2 separate regions of the Homo sapiens genome follow, and region 1 is linked to region 2. Evidence: chromatin loops called from intact Hi-C (ENCODE). Cell type or tissue: heart left ventricle. All regions are shown on one strand. Each heading gives the region's core, and the rest is flanking DNA. Links, peaks and the distances in the headings are about the cores only. Region 1 overlaps ACOX3 (acyl-CoA oxidase 3, pristanoyl). Region 2 holds the start of LINC02517 (long intergenic non-protein coding RNA 2517).

Region 1 (10,696 bases), core at 1,538-9,537, 60 kb after region 2:
ACGCTGCTCTGCCCCATATGCTTCTCATTATGGAACTGGGCTTCTCATCTGTCCACAGCGCCATCCGCCGTGCTCAGTGAGTCCCGTGGAAGGAGGACGATGGTGCAGGAAGCAGCTTCCTAGATACAACACGGGGGCCCTGACTCTGGGGAGGACAGCAAGCCCGCAGTCAGAAGCCTCACCTCGGTAGAGCAGGGCCGCGTGGCGGCTCAGGGACCACAGGGCGTACAGAGCACTGAGCCGCCCCAGCACGGCCCGCAGCGAGGGCGGCACGGAAGGCTGGTGCACGTGCTCGTGGAACCTCTGGACCACCGTGAGCTCCACGAAGGCCAGCGCCAACGGACGGCCGTGGGACACCTGGAACACAGGACGGCACCGTGAGGACCGTGAGGGTCCCAGCCCCGCCCAGATTCCCGGGGGAGGAAGTTCTCAGGAAACACGAACGCGGGTCTGCGTTCCCGTGCATGTCCTAGGACAGTAACATAAGGTGAGGCAGAGCACAGATGCGGCGCAGCACGAGACATGTTTCCAGAACACAATGGAAGAGGCCTATGAAGATGGAGCTGGGACTGCTCTGGCTCCACCGACGCCCTCCAAGGCCTCAGTCTCAGCTCAGCTCCCGTCTGGGACTGGGGTTGGCACCAGCACTGCATACGGAGCCTGGAGCCGGCCTCGGGATGCTCTGCGGCTACAGAGTGGGCGCCCACCAGGAGGCCCCCAAGGGCCCAGGACCTGGCTTCTTCCACACGGGAAGACACAGAGGAGCTGGAGAAGGGGCTTGTCAGGCTCCTCCCTGAGCTCAGAATTGACTTCACTTCTCCAAAGATCTGCCACCCCGTCCTCCAAAGCCTCCAAAGCAGGCTTCTCTCCCTCTCCCCCTGCCGTAAGGCCCCCGCAGGCTCTGCCGCTCCCATCTTTATGTCCATGAGTGCCCCATGTTTAGCTCCCACTTGTACATGTGAACATGCAGCATTTGATTTTCTGTTGCTGCATTAGTCTGCTGAGGATAATGGCGTGCAGCTGCATCCATGTTGCTGCAAAAGACATGACTGTTCGTAGTGATGGCTGCACGGTATCCCATGGTGTCTATGTACCCCATTTTCTTTATCCAGTCCACCGCTGATGGGCACCTGCGTTGATTTCACATTTTTGCTATTGTGAATAGCGCTGCGATGGACATACAGGTACATGTATCTGGCTGGCAGGATGATTGCTTTTCTTTGGGGTGTATACCCAGTAATGGGATCACTGGGTCAAGGGGAAGGGCAACTCTTAGCTCTCTGAGAAATTGCCAAGCTGCCCTCCACGGTGGCTGAACGAATCTGCGTTCCCACCAACCGTGTATCTGTGTCACTTTTCTCTACAGCCTCGCCAGCATCTGTTATTTTTCTTTTTTAATGAATATCAAAAACATTTGCTGATAATCATCAACTTCACTTATTAGCCTTTCTTTCCCTGTCTCCCATTTATCATCTTACCAGATTTTTTAAATTAGGAAAACAACACACGCATTGCTTGACTTGTTAGGATGAGCAGGTGCTACTTTTAAAATTAAAAAAAAAAAAATCCAGCCAAGTGATGAAATATGGTGTATGGGGGACTGACTGCTGCAGGAGGACCCGGCTGCATGCCTGGCCTATGACGCTGCTATGACGCTGCCCCAAATCTTCCCAGAACACAGCAGGGTGAAGCACACGGCAGCAGGGTCTCCAGTCACAAAGCCAGTGTCCTCCAGGGCCCTGCTGGGATCAGGAGCCTCGGGAAAACAGAAACCGGGAGAAGCGCCTTTCCCGCTGTGCTTCATGCCAGGCTGACTGGTCCTGTCCCAAGACCCCCGCTGGGCCCCGCACACTCCTGGGTGGGCCGTCCTGTCGGTGCCAGGAAGGCCCGTCCTGCTCCCTGCTGTCTGAGCATGGAGCATGCCAGCATGGGGCCTTGGGGCTTCCTGCCCTCTTCTGATCTCACATGCGCTATAGCTCTGGGCCTTGGTTTTGGTGAGTGAGGGCTGGTGGCAGGATCTGGACTTGCTCTGGGGCAGTAGGGACTGCCTGACAGACCCCAGCTAGGTAGGACTAGCACCCAAATTTCCCAGAGCCCTGCCGAGTGAGGTGGGGCAGCCCTCAGGCTCCCACCTGAGGCCTCTGGCAGGAGGCTGATAATACAGGCCTGTGGGGGAGCTGCCAGGTGTGGTGCTGCAGCTCCAGGCCTCAGCCCTTCCTCCTTCCACCTTCCATGAAACAAGCGGGTGACGGCATCTGCACCCCCGTAGGCTGCTCCTGTGTCCACGAGAACACGATAATTCCATTGAATCCTGCCCACACCCCAAAACGTGCTCCCACACCACGAGGGCCTCTCCTCTCGCCATGGGTCCTCTGCGAACCCAGAGATGAGGCCAATCCCAGCAGGGCCCAGGCACAGAGAGGCCGTCCTTGAACCGAATCTGAGTGAGCCCTGTGCCCCGCACCACTCTCCCCGTCGCCTGCACAGTTGCTGTGTTAGAGCGGCACTGCTTCAGTGTTTTTCCATGAAAGTGACACAGCTTGATACAGCGATGGCACAGGCCAGACATGCTGCGGGGGCCAGAAAGACAGCCCCTCCTGGAACCTTGCTGCTGTCAAATAATGCATCGCGAGTGCCAGTGAGTTTTGAAACACAGCGTCACTCGGCTCTGCAGCTCTGCGCGTGAGCAAAAGGCGTCATGGCTCCAAGCCTCAGCGTTGTCTCCTGCGTGGTGCTGCTGGGGTCAGGGCGGCTCTCTCACAGGAAGCGCCTGCGATGGCAGCTCTACTGTACTCAACGGCATCTCAGTCCCCAGGATTTGCCTGCATGATACTGCGCTGTTCTTCCAGGAAAGGTCCACGTAAGGCCAGCAGTCACCGGGGGGGACACAGGCTCTGGGGATGGGCTCCCTAAACAGTGTCTGCCATGGCAACCAGCAGAGCTGACCACAGCATTAACCAAGGTGGGCTGGGGCCCAGGAAGCATCCCATGCGGTATGGACTCTGGCGACCCGGGGGGACAGTAATGCCTCAGGTGCAGTCCCTCCCCCACGGACAAAGTGTCCCCACAGCTACGGTTAGGGCTGGCGCACTCCAGCCGAGAGTGCTCACGGCACCCAGACACATCCGGGAGCCCCACTGCCCCCACCAGCTGCCCCCTAGACAGGGCGGGGCTGGGCTCTGCTCTAGGGGGATCTTCTGGACCACCTCAGCTGCCCCTCCAGAGCTGCCAAACTGTCCCCAGCTAGGACTGTGACAGGCACTTCTCAGGCTCGATGCAGCTAAGGTCAGCTGTCCGTAAACCTTCAGCACAGGAGAGAGGAGAGGGTCCCAGTCTGGTACACTCTGGTTGGTGAAGTACATTTTAAGAGGCAATGCATACTTCAGGCAAAAAAACAAACCCCAAACTGTCCAAATTCAGACTGCAGCCATGCAGCCTGGGGAAAGGGTTGGACTCTGTGACAGCTGGCCCGGGTGCAATCCTGGCCCCGGCACGGGCGAGCTGGGGGACCTTGGGCATTTCTCTTGGCCTCAACTTCCTTCACTCCCAAAGTAGACAACGTGAAATGACCCAGGTACAGAATCCAGCGTGTGGCTCAGGGAGAACAAATGTCCTCGTCCTTGTCCGCCTTCTGATGTGCAAATCCCTGAAGGAAACCTCGAGCCCTTGTGGCAGGGGTTGGTCCCAGGCTGGAGGCAGGCTGCGGGGACGCCACCACCCATCTTTTTACTCCCAGGCTGGAAGCAGGCTGCAGGGACGCCACCGCCCATCTTTTTACTCCCAGGCTGGAGGCAGGCTGCGGGGACGCCATCGCCCATCTTTTTACTCCCAGGCTAGAGGTAGGGAGGAGGGACGCCACCACCCATCTTTTGTATCTACTGGCTGTTGAACATGTAAAGGTGTCACTCAGCCAAAAAATGAGAGAAATGCATTTTTAAAGACCTTTCTGTGCATGCCAGGCTTACAGTGGGTAAATGGTGGATAGCAGTTACTGGCAGGAGCCAGAAAATGTTTAAAAGTTAATAGATTTTCTCCACCAGGTCAAAGAGTAAGCACATTTTTAACAAAAATGGTCAGTAACCTTCCCAAAGGACACAGCCATCACCCTCTCCATGAACGGTGCTGCTGCCCAAGCCCAGCCTGATGCCTGTGGAAGTGTGGCTTTGACCTGCAGCTCCTGGCCCTGGCTCCAGGTCAGTGGCTGCTGGGGCTGGTTTCCGACCAGGCTGGCATCTATCTGAAGGAATTCCTTCCTTCCTGGGGGTGTTCTCCGTCGGCGACATGTTACGTGGGCTTCCACAGGCTGCTGTGTGTCTTCCGATTTTGTTTAGAGCGTCTTTTGCAATGCAGAAATGCTGAACCTTTATGCAGCCAAATCCGATGGTTTTTTTAACAGCTTCCGGTTCCCATCTTCCTGAAAAGGCTGGTCTAGGCTGAGGCTTTCTTGGTATGCCGTATTGCAGGGGAAGGGGCTGCGTCTCCCCTGGGCCCCCTTAGCATTCAGCCCAGGGCCCCAAGGGCTCTCAGCTATCACAAATGTCCCCTGCTCTTAAAAGCTCCGCGACCCGGGGCAGGTCTGGAACACGAAGCCCTGCCCTGGCAACTGTTTTCCCTCCAAGGCCTTGGGGCTGGTGTCTGTGGGTGTCTGTCAGCTCCACAGCTCAGCCCAGGGTCACCGTCTCAGCCGGATCAGAACCCAGGACCCCTCCTGGCCTCTGCCGCAGCCCTCCGTGAAATTCTGCTACCAAGTTCTCGAAGGAAAAGCTACAGGTGAGGAGGGGTTTCTCAGCAGCTGAGCCACACACTCGGGGTGTTGTGGGGTCACACATGCCAGGTCCCCAGCATAGATCGGGGCTGGAAGGGGGTGCTAAGGACCTACCGGGCAGTTCTAAGAGACACAGGTGTTGTTAGGAAGGGGGTCCTTTTGTGCCCCCCATCTCTGGGGTTCTTGTTTCATAACTCTTTGGAGAATCTCTATTCCATTAAAAAAATGTTTTCTTTCTTTTCTGAGACAGGGTCTTGCTCTGTTGCCCGTGCTGGAGTGCAGTGATGTGATCACGGCCTACTGCAGCCTCAACCTCCTGGGCTCAAGCGATCTTCCTGCCTCAGCCTCCTAAAGTGCTGGCATTACAGACATGAGCCAGTGCAGCAGCCTATTCCACCTTAACGCAAGGATGTGGCCTGCAGAGGAGGGAGCAGTGGAAGCTGACAGGCATCCACTGGTTTCTGAATGACCCAACCTGCTGTGTATCACCCAAGGTGGGTAAACAAGGCGGCCTGTTCTGGAAGGGTCACTTCACGCTTTGGTCACCATGGCCCTAAACTACAAGTTTTACAGACCCTGGCCACCTGCTGACTTCATTTCTTTTCAGTTATAAATTCAATATGGGTTCCTTTTTTTTTTTTTTTTTTGAGATGGAGTCTTGCTCTGTCACCCAAGCTGGAGTGCAGTGGTGCGATCTCGGCTCTCTGCAACCTCCACCTTCCAGGTTCAAGCGACTCTCCTGCCTCAGCCTGCCAAGTAGCTGGGACTACAGGCGCATGACACCATGCCTGGCCAATTTTTTGTATTTTTAGGATACACCAGGTTTCACTGTATTAGCCAGGATGGTCTTGATCTCCTGACCTTGTAATCCACCCGTCTCAGCCTCCCAAAGTGCTGGGATTACAGGTGTGAGCCACTGCACCTGGCCCAATCTGGGTTTCTTTGAGCTTGACAGGAGCCCATCCTTCCTGCCTTCTCTCCTCATCCCAGGGCAGGTGTGTCTAGCAGGTTCCTAGAGGAGCTGGCCTGAGGGGCGGGGCTGCCCCCCAGCAGCAGGCTGTGAGGTGCTGGGCCTTCCCAGAGACAGGCAGATGTGGACCTGGGTCCCCATAGCAGCTTCATTACTGAAGGTGACCCATAACCTCATGAACCGACGCTAGGGAGAAGGGGTGACAGCAGCTCTCTCCGTATCCACGGCCTCCCTGCACAACACTCATGGCCTGAGTCTCCCCACAGCTATGGTTAGGGCTGGCGCACTCCAGCCAAGAGTGCTCATGGCACCCACAGACACATCCGGGAGCCCTACTGCCCCCACCGGCTGCCCCCTAGACAGGGTGGGGGCTGGGCTCTGCTCTAGGGCAGATGGCTGGGACAGGGCTGGAAGGTTCCTGGCATGACAAGGTGTTTTATAACAGGCTATTTTTTCCCTGTGGCTTCCTGGAACATGAGAGACAGCCCTGTCCAAGTGTGAGAACCAAAGCGCTTTCCAAGGCCAACGATGACCCACTCACCATTGCCACCCCAGCCCCTCGGGAAGGCGAGAGCAACTTGTGGAAAACCAAGCAGGGCGCTGGCATCACTCCCACGAGTCAGGAGGGAGTGCTCTGAGTGCCCGCAATGGTGTCTCCGCCACTCTGTGCATCCAAGGCTCTCACAACCCAGAGCTTCACCGCTCTGGTTTACGGGCTGGGAACCGTCAGGCACGGTAAATGTAACATCCATGACCTCCCCAGCCCAGCAAGACAGGTGCTGCCATCCCTGTGTTACAGAGGAGCTGAGCAAGCAGCAAAGTCATCAAGTCATCTGCCCAAGGTCACGGGAGCTCGGGGTCTGGGGCCTGAATTGCCAGGATGTTCAAACTCCCAGGGACACAACGGCCAGGGAATTAAGAGCAAATAATACAAAAGGGAATTTTGAAAACAAATACTTACCTGGCATTTGTTCCTTGCTTCAAAGTCACTGCTTCCTGATCTTTTCTCTTGGTTTAATTTTTGATAAGTCTCTCGGAGCAGGTAGCAAACCAGCCACTTGTATGCTGCCAGGGCGACTTCGGAATGACAAACAGAAGGAGAAAAAGTAACAATAGAGAACACAGCATTTGTCACAACTCACCCCCAGGGACAAGGCACTGCCAGCATCCTGCAGGTACCAGGTTGTCTTCATTGACAACCAAGTGTATGGGGTGGGTCTGATTTTATAGGTAGGGAAACTGAAGCACAGGGAGGGCACCTGCCCAGGGCCCCCCTGGCTGGAGGCACTTCCTGGCTCAGCCCAGGGCTGTCCTGAGTTCTACACTGTTCCAGCAGCCTGGAGGCCACAGGAACACGGTGCCGCCGCTAGAGTGGGCCCCCGAGTGGGACGGCTGCACGTTCTCGCACGCACCAGGCTCGGTCTGTGTGAAGCGTGGTGCTGCCTCCACAGCATCAGCCAGGACTGCATGGGCAGCAGGACAACTGGCCGGCGGTGGCGCCCAGTGGCGAGAGGAAGGGGTGCTTCCGTTCGCCTCCCCCTGCCTGGCCCTTGGACCTCACCGCATGCTGGAGCTGTGGAACTGGGGACTGACATGGTGGGGGAGGGGGGAACCTAAGGCCTCACCCCCTGCGTGGCCCCTTCCACAAAGCTCAAAAGGGCAGGAGGGAGCAGATGTTGCAGACAGGGAGGCCCCGGGGTGGGGTGTCAGGCAGGACAGCTGGAGACCCCCCTTCGTCCTCCCCTTCCCCTGGCAGTGGTGCCCACATCTGCGGGGCCCCCCACAGCACAGCCAGAGCTGGCCTCCCACAGTACTCCGTATGGACCAGGCATGGTCCTGAGACCCCACCAGGCTGTACTGCTACTACCCCACTGATGAGGACACGGGCCCAGGGACCCAGGTACATGGCGAGCATGTGAGGGAGGGGTGCAGACCACCCACATGTGGAGGCCACGCTCACACCCACCCCCTGCCCAGGCACAGAGGGCCTGGCGCCCAGACACGAGGCACCTCCAGGCTGCAGGGGCCTTCTGCCTGGCAGCCGGTCTTGCTCAGAGATCCCAGGCAGGAGAATGGGGATCAGCCACACTGAGTCTGAGCCCAAAGGCTGAACTCAGTGGGGCTTGGGATTTCCTTCTATGTCACACAGCCCAGGTCACTGGGAAGAAAATACCCAACGTTGCTGGGCGCAGTGGCTCACACCTGTAATCCCAGCACTTTGGGAGGCAGAGGCGGGCGGATCACGAGGTCAGGAGATCGAGACCATCCTGGCTAACACGGTGAAACCCCGTCTCTACTAAAAATACAAAAAATTAGCCGGGCGCAGTGGCAGGCGCCTGTAGTCCCAGCTACTCGGGAGGCTGAGGCAGGAGAATGGCGTGAACCCGGGAGGCGGAGTTGCAGTGAGCCGAGATCGCGCCACTGCACTCCAGCCTGGGCGACAGAGCGAGACTCCGTCTCAAAAAAAAAAAAAAAAGAAAAGAAAATACCCAACGTTGCAGTTCCTGCCACAGCACACCCGACTGCTTTCGGCTGTTACATCTGTTCACCCTCACGGCATAACTGAGAAGCCCGTCACAAACCAGAGCAGGCCGTTTCCCAGGCTCACACGTCAGGCGGCTTGCCGGAGGTCTCAGCTCCCCAGAGGGAGTGGGATGGAAAGACGGGTGCTGCTGACCCCGCAGGCAGGGCACAGGCAGGGTTGGGCGGAGGCTTCCTCCATGCAGGCATCTTCAGGGAGCCAAGGCTCCCCTCGCCAAGTCCTGCCAGGCATGGGGCGCTGAATGGTGGCCCCAACTGACCCCCACAGCTGTGAATGTGACCTTTGTTGGGAAGAGGGTCTTTGAAGATGTCATGAAGTTGAGGTATTCAGGTGAGGTCATCAGGGACTCCTGGACTAGGATGGATTCTAAATCCAATGACACGTGTCCTTACAAGATGCAGAGACAGCAAAGTCACAGAGGAGGCAAAGGCTGGCATGATGCACCCACAGCCAAGAACTCCTGGAGCTGCCAGGAGCCTGGGCGGGAAAAGCCCCCCCACCACGAGAGGGAGGCGGGTAGCCCTGCCCCATCCTGACTTGGGGTTTCTGCCTCTGCACCAAGAGAGTCACTGTCTGCTGTCTTCAGTGCCCAGGCCGTGGCTCTCTGCTGCTGGCAGGCTGCCCAGGGGTCATCCTTGAGCCTCACATGCTACCCTTCAGGACTTTACTGGAAAACTCAGGTCCATTTTGCAACCAATGCTGAGGGGAGGCCCTTGTGACCACCGCCTGTTCCTAAAGGCTCTGCAACATCCCAAGCTCTCCCCAGCAGGGCAGATGGTCACGAACAGCAAGGAAAGGTAGACGCCGTACAGTTGTGCTTCCCACGACTTATTTACACAGCAACAAAACCAAGGAAACGGTCCGGCCAGAAACCACTTGTGCAAATTCCTTCTGACCACACCAGAGGCCCCCGTGTCCCACCACGCATCAGCCATGGCTGGGCTTCCCTCCCAGCCTGTCCTGGCCATTCCCAAACACTGCCCCAGGAGGTGTCCCTCTGCGGTGGACACTTCACGGCAGTTACCCGAGTTTTCCAATCTGTCTCTGCAACCAGAATTAATCCATGAGGCTTCACGTCGATGGCCAGTTAGACTGTGCTGTGGGCTTCAAGTGAGAGGGACGCTTGAGAAATGAGTTATGTTTGCACTGTGTTTTTTCCTTACACTCTACTTTTGGTTCTTGGTTTTTCGTGAAAAAATAAATCATGTCAGTCTGATGTGTTCATGTGCAGGGGAGAAGATCCCCAAAAAGCACATGAAAGCAAACAATGAAAGGTGGGTGTTGTGTGTGTCATTTTCAGAGTTAATGTGGAAGTGAAAAAGTATCGCTGAAACAAACTAGGCAGGAAAACGGGCACTGACGGGCAGTGAATTCTCTTGCTCGGAATGCGGCTGCTGGCGGCCTGAGGACACACCCAGCGTCAACAACCTCTGTCCTCAAGACTCTCCCAGAATCCTGGGTCACCACGGCCTTTCCATGTGCCTCACACCAGAAGGACTCTCGAAGGTGCCCCCAGCCGCCCTGTGCACCCAATGACTGCCCCTCGATCTGCCCCCTCCCCAGCTGGGGCTCTGTCCTTGACCCCATGGTGAGCTCTTCGCATGCACTGCCTGCCTTTCGGGTCTCGGTTTCCTCTCCCGTCTCTGGGTCCAGTCCCCTCTGCGTCAGCATCAGAGCACTCCTAACTCGGATTCTGACCCAGGCAAGCCCTGGAAAGCAAGGCCTGGACAGCGGCCCCAACTCCTCAGCCAGATCACAGGCCCGGGTCTGACCATGCCCGCCGCTCTGGTGCTCCTGAATGGCCGGTGCTCCCCAAAAGCACAACGCACGGACCCTCTGAGACACCCTCAGGTGCCAGTTTTGTGGGAGACATTCCCTGACCCACCAAGGCAGACCTCACCTGCATCTGTTGTTTCCAAGGAAGTGTTCAGGACTGTGGCCCCCCACACGCAGCAGCCCCCCACCGAGGGCACCATGGCCTGGCCCCTGCCAGGTGGCATGGGGTGACCGCATTCCCTCCCCACTGTCTCGCAGAAGGAAAACAGGCTCAGAGAGATTAAAGCCTAGCTCAAGGTCACAGCGGGGGGCAGTGCTGACCCAATAGCCTGTGCTCCCACCCTCTGGGAGCACTGTCTGCACCACGAACCCCACTGCTCACCTCATATGACCCCACTGCCCACCTCACATGACCTCACCATGCACTCCACGTGACCTCACCGCTCCCCCACGTGACTCCACCGCTCACCTGTGACCTCACTGCTCACCTCACATGACCTCACTGTGCACTCCACGTGACCTCACCACTCACCCCATGTGACCCCACTGCTCACACATGACCCTATGTCACCTCTGGCCCACATCCCATGACCTTGCAGTCCACAAATACACACGTGTCCGAGTAGTGAACACTGCAACTGCT
Region 2 (8,154 bases), core at 1-8,000:
GTGACACCCCCCGATCCCTGCTGCAACCAGGGCCCCCTGTTGCAACCAGGGCCCCCTGCTGCAACCAGGGCCCCCTGCTGCAACCAGGGCCCCCTGAGACAGTCTCCTCCCTGCAGCCAGGCCTCCTGCAATGCCCCGCCCTGCAACCAGGCCCGCCTGGGATGAGGCCTCCCACCCCCGGCCGTGACCAGGCCCCCTGCATTCTTCTCAGCCCCTTCACCATCTCTCCTCCTGCCCACCATTGGCTTACCCTGCAGGTTGTATCACCACCCGGGACCCTCTTCCTCCTTAGGCTCAACAGTAATGCTAGTCTTGTTGTGGGCCGACAGGTGTGCAGAATAAATGTTGTGGAATCTTGGGTAAAGAAGACCTGGCGGGAGCTGAGAGCCAGGCACACACGTGTGAGCATTTGTCTAGCGTGTGAGCACGCTGTCTAGGGCCAGGGCCCCAAGCCGGGCCTGAATCAAGTATTCAGGTGTGAGTGGTTTGTTGCGAGGTGATCCCTGGAAGCCCTAGTGGGACAGCAGGGAAGCGAGACAGGGAGGGAAAGGAGCCCATGTGCCTTCTTCAGACTGCCCTGGTGGGTGCCCAGGCACCATCCTTCTGTGACCTCTGCAGTGGTGTGTGGGACACACGGCAGCCTCGCCCACCAAGGGGAGAGGGAGCTGGGTGTTCCTCCTCCACTCCTGTCGTCCCTGGCCGAGGGCTGCTCTAGAAGACGTGGCCGGCCCGGCCCCTCCAGCAGGCCCTGGGTGAGGGCAGAGAGGAGGACTCAGGCAAAGAGCTACCGGCACTTACAATAAGACACGGTCAGCAGGGTGGGGTGATGGGGGGCGTGGAAACCCCACAGGCAGCATCTGCGGCACAGGACACACCTGTGGGGATGCACACCTGAGATGCTTCAGTGCATTAGGTGTTGTGCAGCCCTCAGAGCCCACGGTTTAACCTCTTTTTGCCTTGTTTATATTCTAGATAGGAACATTTTAAGATCATGAAATATTTCAAGCACATAACAAATAGAAAACATAGTTAACCTATGAATCTATCATCTGGCCTGTCACACTGTTGCATTCTGATAATGAAATATCTAAAATATACCACAGCCTCGGTTCTGATTTCTGTCACCTGCCATTTGTTCTGCCAGCGGGTTCTATTGTGGTGGGGTCAGAAGCATGCCAAAGTATAACTGTCAGCCTTGTAGGCAAATGGTCTTTTCTCTCTAGTGGATTTTACAATCCTCTCGTTAGGCCAGCACAGTGGCTCACGCCTATGATCCCAGCACTTTGGGAGGTCGAGGTGGGAGGATCACCTGAGCCCAGGAGTTGGAGACCAGTCCGGATAATATAGGGAGATCTTGTCTCTACAAAAAGATTTAAAAATTAGGCATGAGCCTGTAGTCCCAGTTACTCGGGAGGCTGAGGTGGGAGGATCACTTGAGCCCAGAAGGCAGAGGTTGCAGAGGTTGCAGTGAGCTGTGATTGCACCACTGCACTCCAGCCAGGGCAAGAGAGCGAGACCCTGTCTCAAAAAAAAAAAAAAAAAAGATTCTCTGTCTTTGGTGTTTCAGCTTTGTCACAATGTGATTATTTATGGCTTTCATTTGTTCTGAAAAATGGTTATTGTCCTTTTAATATTACTTATCCTCATGTTAAATACATCGTAGTACATACATGTAACAGACCCCAATGTTACATACACATTACAGACCTCATCCTCCTCAGAAGGGATTCCCCAGGCCAGCCAATTCTCCGGGGCAGATGTCTGCAAACTGCAGCCTGCAGACCACATCCAGCACACAGCCTGTTTTTATATGGCCCAGAAGATAAGACTGGTTTCTATATGTTTAAAAGGTTGTTAAAAGAAGGAGGAGGAGGAATATATATATATAGCTTGCCACAAACTTTCAAAGTGAAAAAGATTACTCCTGGGGCACACTGGTACGGGCTTTTTGTAGAAAAAACAAGGAGATAAGTCTGTTTTGTCCCTAGTCTGTGTGGCAATGAAGTCTGGTTTGGTTTTGTTTCTTCATGTCAATAGAAATGATCACTTGTGGAACTCTGAGTGTTCACCAGATACCAGGCTAAGGGCTTGAAAGGCTTGATTTTTGGTTCCACATTCACGGTAACCCTGGGATAACAGCAGTGTCTGCATCCTAACAAAGTGAACGCTCAGACAGCTCAGGTAGCTTGTCCATACCAGCGTGTCTAAAACACGGCAGAGGCCCGGTGCGCTGGCTCACATCTGTAATCCCAGCAATTTGGGAGGCCAAAGCAGGAGGATTGCTTGAGTCCAGGAGTTGAAGACCAGCCTGAGAAAAATAGGGAAACCCCATCTCTATAAAAAATCAAAAAGTTAGCCGGCATGGTAGCACATGCCTGTGGTCCAGCTACTTGGGAGGTTGAGATGGGAGGATTGCTTGAGCCCAGGAGGTCGAGGCTGCAGTGAACCAAGATCGCGCCACTACACTCCAGCCTGAGCGACAGAGCCAGACCTTGTCTCAAAATAAACTAAAGTAAAATGTGGCAGTGTGTGAATTGCAATCCATGCCACTCTGACCGTGGGATCTAAGACTCTGATCACCACACTACACAGCTCACTGCCCCTCCCCTTAGACCTTGGTTTCCTTTCCTATAGAAAGAAAAGCTTCGTTGATCCGGCATCAGACCTTTCCAGAGGGAGTTGCCTGGTCTGGGCTTGAAGGCTAACAGAGATGGTCACACACAGTCCCTGGCCTCGGGGGATCTCCGTCTGGCAGAGAAAGCATCTTAGCGTGATCACTGCTCTGAGAGACGAAGCATCCAATCCAATCCAGCAGACAGGGTGTGCTTCCTGGAGGAGGTGACATTTGAGCTGGGCTTTGGGGGTGAATAAGAGGAGGATGAACTGCAAGACAGAGGAACAATGTCATGGAGAAATTAAGCTCATAGTCTTTGGGTTCAACAGATTTGAATTCAAATTCCAAACCACCTACTTACCAACTAGTAGGACAAATTACTTACCCCTTTTGAGCCTCAATACTGTCATCCATGAAATGGAATAATAAATTATCCATCTCATGGGTGGTTATGCGGGGACAATGCCTAAAATGTAGGCATTCAGTGCAGTATCTGCACATGGTGAGATCATGATAAGTAACTTGGGGCTATGATAACTTGTGTATTGCTAAGATGGTCCAAAAAGTCTTCCCAGGCCTTAGATCCAGTGGCTTTCAACTTAGTATTAATTACAATAACAAACTATCTTGAGCGTACTCACTGTAACAAGTAGGATCTCTGCTTCCTCTCTGAGGTCAGCGTGCTCACACACGCCTGGCACCATGGCCTGCCCCAGGAGGAAGCTGCCTTTTTATGAGATGAACTGCAGAGCCTTTATGCATGCATTTTTATGCTGTATTTGGTAGGAAGCACTGATGCGCCCAGGTCATCCAAGGGCTGGGTCGTGATCTGGCCTCCGTCCACTGGAAGTCAAAGCCTCTGCCAGAAGTCCATGTCATCCACAAAGAGATAAATTTTCTTCTATTTTGGTGTAGCGAAGAGGGCCTGTTCATGGAAGGGATCCAAGTTGGCCACTATCTTGACAATGTGTTTGATTTTAATGCTCAATTACATCTAAAAATAGGTCTGGGAGAGGTGACTGCCGAGGCGGCCATCCTGCTTGGCCAGCTGAAGGTTTGAGACTCAGGATGGGGTCATGGCTGAGACTATGAGGGCTGCTCGTGCATGACCCTGCCTGCTGGCCTCCATGGGCCCACTATCTGAATGTGGTTACCCTTCTCCCCAGGACCAGGTGCCACCTCCTCTGGGAAGCTTTCCCTGCCCGTCCACAGGGTATGCCTCCTTGTTCCTCTCCTGCCATCGGTTTACGTGCCTGTCTCCATCAACAGACCAGGAGCTCCTGAGGACAGGGACTGAGTCTGCCTGATTCATCTCTGCATTCCTAGCACTTACCTTGGTGCTTAGTGAAAGCTCGAACCTGCCTGGGTTCCCACCTTGTCTCTGCTACCCCCAGCTCTGTGAACTCAGGTAAGCTTCTCTCCCTCTCTGGGCCTCAGCTTCTATGCACAGGAAGCAGAACAGCCGTCCCTCCTCATGGGGGTGGTAGTGAGCCTCAGAATTTCCAGACATCCCCTTCCTTGCTGCCCCTGGACTCCTGTGCTCACATGAGCAGCTCTTTCACCTGGTGCAACCTGTACATGGGACTCAACAATAGTGGTGCACACCTCAAAGGGGTTCTGTTAGGATGAAATGGGATAATTTTGGCAAAGTTAAACTAAAACTAAAACTCCCCTCCCCAATATTAGCAACTATTGGCATTGTATGGGTCCGTTCTCACACTGCTATGAAGAAATACCCGAGACTGGGTAATTTATAAAGAAAAGAGGTTTAATTGATTCACAGTTCTGCATGGCTGGGGAGGCCTCAAGGAACTTACAGTCATGGCAGAAGGCACCTCTTCACATGGCAGCAGTAGAGAGAATGAGAGCAAGCAGGGGAAATGCCAGGTGCTTATAAAACCATAAGATCTCAGGAGACTCCCTCATTATCAAGAGAACAGCATGGGAGAAACCACCCCCATGATTCAATTACCTCCACCTGGTCCCACCCTTGACACATGGGGATTATGGGGATTACAATTCAAGGTGAGATCTGGATGAGGACACAGAGCCACACCATATCAGGCATCATCACTATCACCATCATCATCGCCATCATCAAAACCAGCATCATCACCATCACCACCAGCATCACCATAACCCACATCCTCATCATTACCACCATCAACACCATCATCATCACCATTACCCTCGTCATCACCATCCTCATCATTATCATCATCACCATCACCACCATTACCATCATCACCACCATCACCCTCATCCTCATTATTAGCACCATCAACACCATCATCATCACCATTACTGTCATCATCACCATCACTATCATCATCAGCATCATTATCATTATCATCATCACCATTACCACCATCACCATCATGATCAACATTACCCTCATCCTCATCATTACCACCATCAACACCATCATCACCGTCACCATCATCAACACCATCATCATCATCACCATCACCCTTATCTTCATCATTGTCACAATTACTGCCATCACCATCACCACTACCTTCACCATCACCATCATCATCATCACCACCATCAACATCAGTGTTTCCCAAGAAGAATCCACTTGCATAAATATAGAAGAGACAAATATTAACTTTACTGAAAATTTCCTGGGGTACAAGGGAAGGAAGGCATATCTCAGCCTCTCAGCAAATGACATGAAGATTTTTCAAGATCCCCACAGTAGGATTTGCTCCCTTTGGAACCCTAGTCATCACTGGAGGGCTGTTTTCCCCTCCAACCTGTCCCACCTGCTCTTTCACTTTCCTCTCTTCCCCTCCCAGTTCTCCCTGAGTAACGCTGAGTCCCTTGAACTGTTTTGCAGAGTCATTTTTCTCTCCCCGAGTGGCACCGGGCTCAGCAGACACTCTGGCCATGAAGGCATCTTCTGACTCAAGCAGGTCTAGATGTCTACCCCCAAGGAATCCCAGAACAGTTGATCTCTCTTTTTATTTTTTTATTTTTTGAGATGGAGTTTTGCTCTTGTTGCCCAGGCTGGAGTGCAATGGCGTGATCTCGGCTCACTGCAACCTCTGCCTCCCAGGTTCAAGCAATTCTCCTGCCTCAGCCTCCCGAGTAGCTGGGATTATAGGCATGCACCACCACGCCCAGGTAATTTTGTGTTTTTAGTAGAGACGGGGTTTCTCCATGTTGAGGATGGTCTCGAACTCCTGACCTCAGGAGTTCGCCCGCCTCGGCCTCCCAAAGTGCTGGGATTACAGGCATGAGTCACCAGCGCAGTCGATCTCTTCTATAACGTTTGTTCCATGGTGTTCTGTAGAATGTGTATCCGGCCTTGTGCTAAGCCCTGGTGCACTGCGTCTTATCCAGTCTTTCCAGGAGAAACTGTAGCTTAGAGATGTTGGAGAACTTACTCTTGCAGCACAACCCATAAGTGGTGGTTTCAGGAAGAAGATGCTTGGCACAGCACCAGCCAGGGAATTGCCCAAGTGTCAGCTGTTATGTCATCCGTGCCACTAGTTCAGTGAAACTAACATGAGACCTGGGACTAGCTGTGTGGCCTTGGAAGAGTGATCTCTTTCTAAGCCTCAGTTTCCTCACCTGTAAAAGAAGGATGATAACAGCTACCCCTGGGGTTTTGGAAGGTTGTGGAGCAGTGGGTGGTAGATGACCCTGAGAGAAACAGCATAACTGAAGCATACCCTGAGAATGACCCCATGGTCTGAGAAGAATATATGTTCAGAGTTCTGAGCTAAGGAACGTGGGAGTGGCCAACCCAGAGTTTCATTCCTTATCTGAGTAACATCTGAGCTCCTGGCCCCATCCTATGGAATGCAGGCCGTACAGGGGATTGAGACCCTGTGTTTTGGGTTATGTGAACGTTGCCAGGTGGAGGGAGGTTGTTAGGGGGAGGCGCCAAGGAAAAGTGCTACATAAACCACATGCTTTTTGCAAGCAGTTGAGGTTCTCCTGTCCACCCAGCCACCACTGGTCCATCCCTGTAAGCTTCCGTCTAATGAAGCCCTAGGTCTCGGTGCTGTCCCTGGGTCTCTTCTTCAGCCTCTTGAATCTGGTGCCATCCCTATTGAAATCAATAGGGCCTGACAGGCAGGCTGAAGAATGTGTGCAGGAAGGTCCTCTGACAAAAGGGGTTCCAACAGGGTTTTTCAATAAAGGTCCCAGGATAGTCACAGCCATGCAGTCCAGGGGGCAGTGGGTCTTGGCCACCAAGTGCAGTGGGGCAGGCCTGGAAGTGGCCTGAGGCAAACCCTGCCCCATAGTGTGCCACACACATGGAAAAGGACACCCAACCCAGTCAAAGCCTCCTCTCTTTTGGGAAGACAGTTGCTGTGCCTCCAGAGGGACACACGTTTGGATGAAGGTGGCTGTCCTGCCCAGCTTCTTCTCTGGTTCTCTTTGAATCAGGAACAGCTGAGGACCTAGGGTGGCTCAGCCGATGAGGGCACGCACTCAAGTGGTTCCCACCAGACACAATGGTGTGCATCACTTCCCCTCTCCAAGTTCAATGTCATCATATTGGTAGCTTGAAATTGGCTGTAGTGAGAGCATTTACACCATGGAAATTGGCAGACACAGTCTATATTTTGTTCTTTTGTTTTTTTCAGAGCCAACTACTAAGCCTGTAGCAGCCTCCCAAACTGCCCAGTCTTGTTCAGATGCACCTCCAGAAACACAGGGGTCCAAAATGCCCCTTCCCAGACACCCTGAGGAGTAGAACAGTGCCAGCAGGCTCCAGGGATGAGGGACTAGCTACCACATTCCCTTTCCCAAGCCTCAGTTTCCCCACCTGTAAGATGAGGGATATGGGCTCTGACTTTCTGAGTTTGGAAAATAAAGTGCTCCCCAAACTGGGCTGCTTTCTCTGCCTCAATTTTTCTTACTGGAGAGTCAAAGGCCCTGAATTACTTTCATCTAAGGGATGCTTAGGCATGGGCACACAGGACACTCACACCTTGCTGGTGGCCACACCCTCCCGCTGACCCTGCAGGACAGTTTGGCTCTGTCCGTCTATTCAAGAGGTAAATGCTCATCCCCTTTGACCCAGCAATTCCGCTCCTAGAAGCTCATTCCAGAGAATCACATACATGTGTGTGCCAAGAAGCACTTGCTCATGGGGATGTCCATCCATTCAGCTGCTAACAAGCCCTCACTTGGCCAAGCTCAAATTCTATTGTGGGGGAGGGTAACCTTGAGTGGCCTTAGAAAAACAAATTGTCGCTTCCCCAGCTCCTGCCTCTGTGAGTCACCCCCCCAAGTGCTCTGCCTGCAGCCACTTGCCCTGGCAGGAAGACCCTTGGGCAGGCCCCACCATGGCTCCACTCTGGAATGCTGGGCACTTTGCCCCACTACGCTCTACAAAGGCATCCCTTCCTTCTGGGCAGGTGAGCAGTCTCTCTATACCCCTCACCTGGCTTTCAGGCTGCATGCTCCTCTTTACCAACCTGTGGGTGGAAACACCCAGTCCTCTCCAAAACACCCTCACTCCAGTCTCTCAGCCATTTTTAGCAAACTGATGATGGGCCAAGGTTGATACACCCAGC

Evidence for each region. Peaks named below come from ENCODE experiments on the same cell type or tissue, not always from the same donor. Only the 100,000 strongest peaks of a DNase experiment are listed, where the experiment ranks them.
Region 1: it touches region 2 in a loop (1.9-fold over the local background); 18 of 110 quality-filtered maps call a loop at or near these places.

The regions. Positions count from the first base shown.
Region 1 is chr4:8,374,796-8,385,491 of GRCh38, forward strand. It overlaps ACOX3 (acyl-CoA oxidase 3, pristanoyl), which reads right to left. Exons shown (of 18, transcript NM_003501.3): 14 at 6,697-6,812; 15 at 183-357. Among named protein-coding and RNA genes, the nearest start is that of LINC02517, 60 kb to the left of the region's middle. RefSeq lists enhancers at 1-316, 1,463-1,980, 6,687-7,286, 7,287-7,885. In heart left ventricle, for the core only: no CTCF peak of the experiment used is centred there; a DNase peak (open chromatin) is centred at 6,304; H3K27ac peaks cover 4,557 bases.
Region 2 is chr4:8,316,501-8,324,654 of GRCh38, forward strand. It overlaps LINC02517 (long intergenic non-protein coding RNA 2517), which reads left to right and starts at 3,676. Exons shown (of 2, transcript NR_149126.1): 1 at 3,676-4,022; 2 at 7,219-7,465. RefSeq lists an enhancer at 7,409-7,909. In heart left ventricle, for the core only: a CTCF peak has its summit at 4,086; a DNase peak (open chromatin) is centred at 3,409; H3K27ac peaks cover 2,770 bases.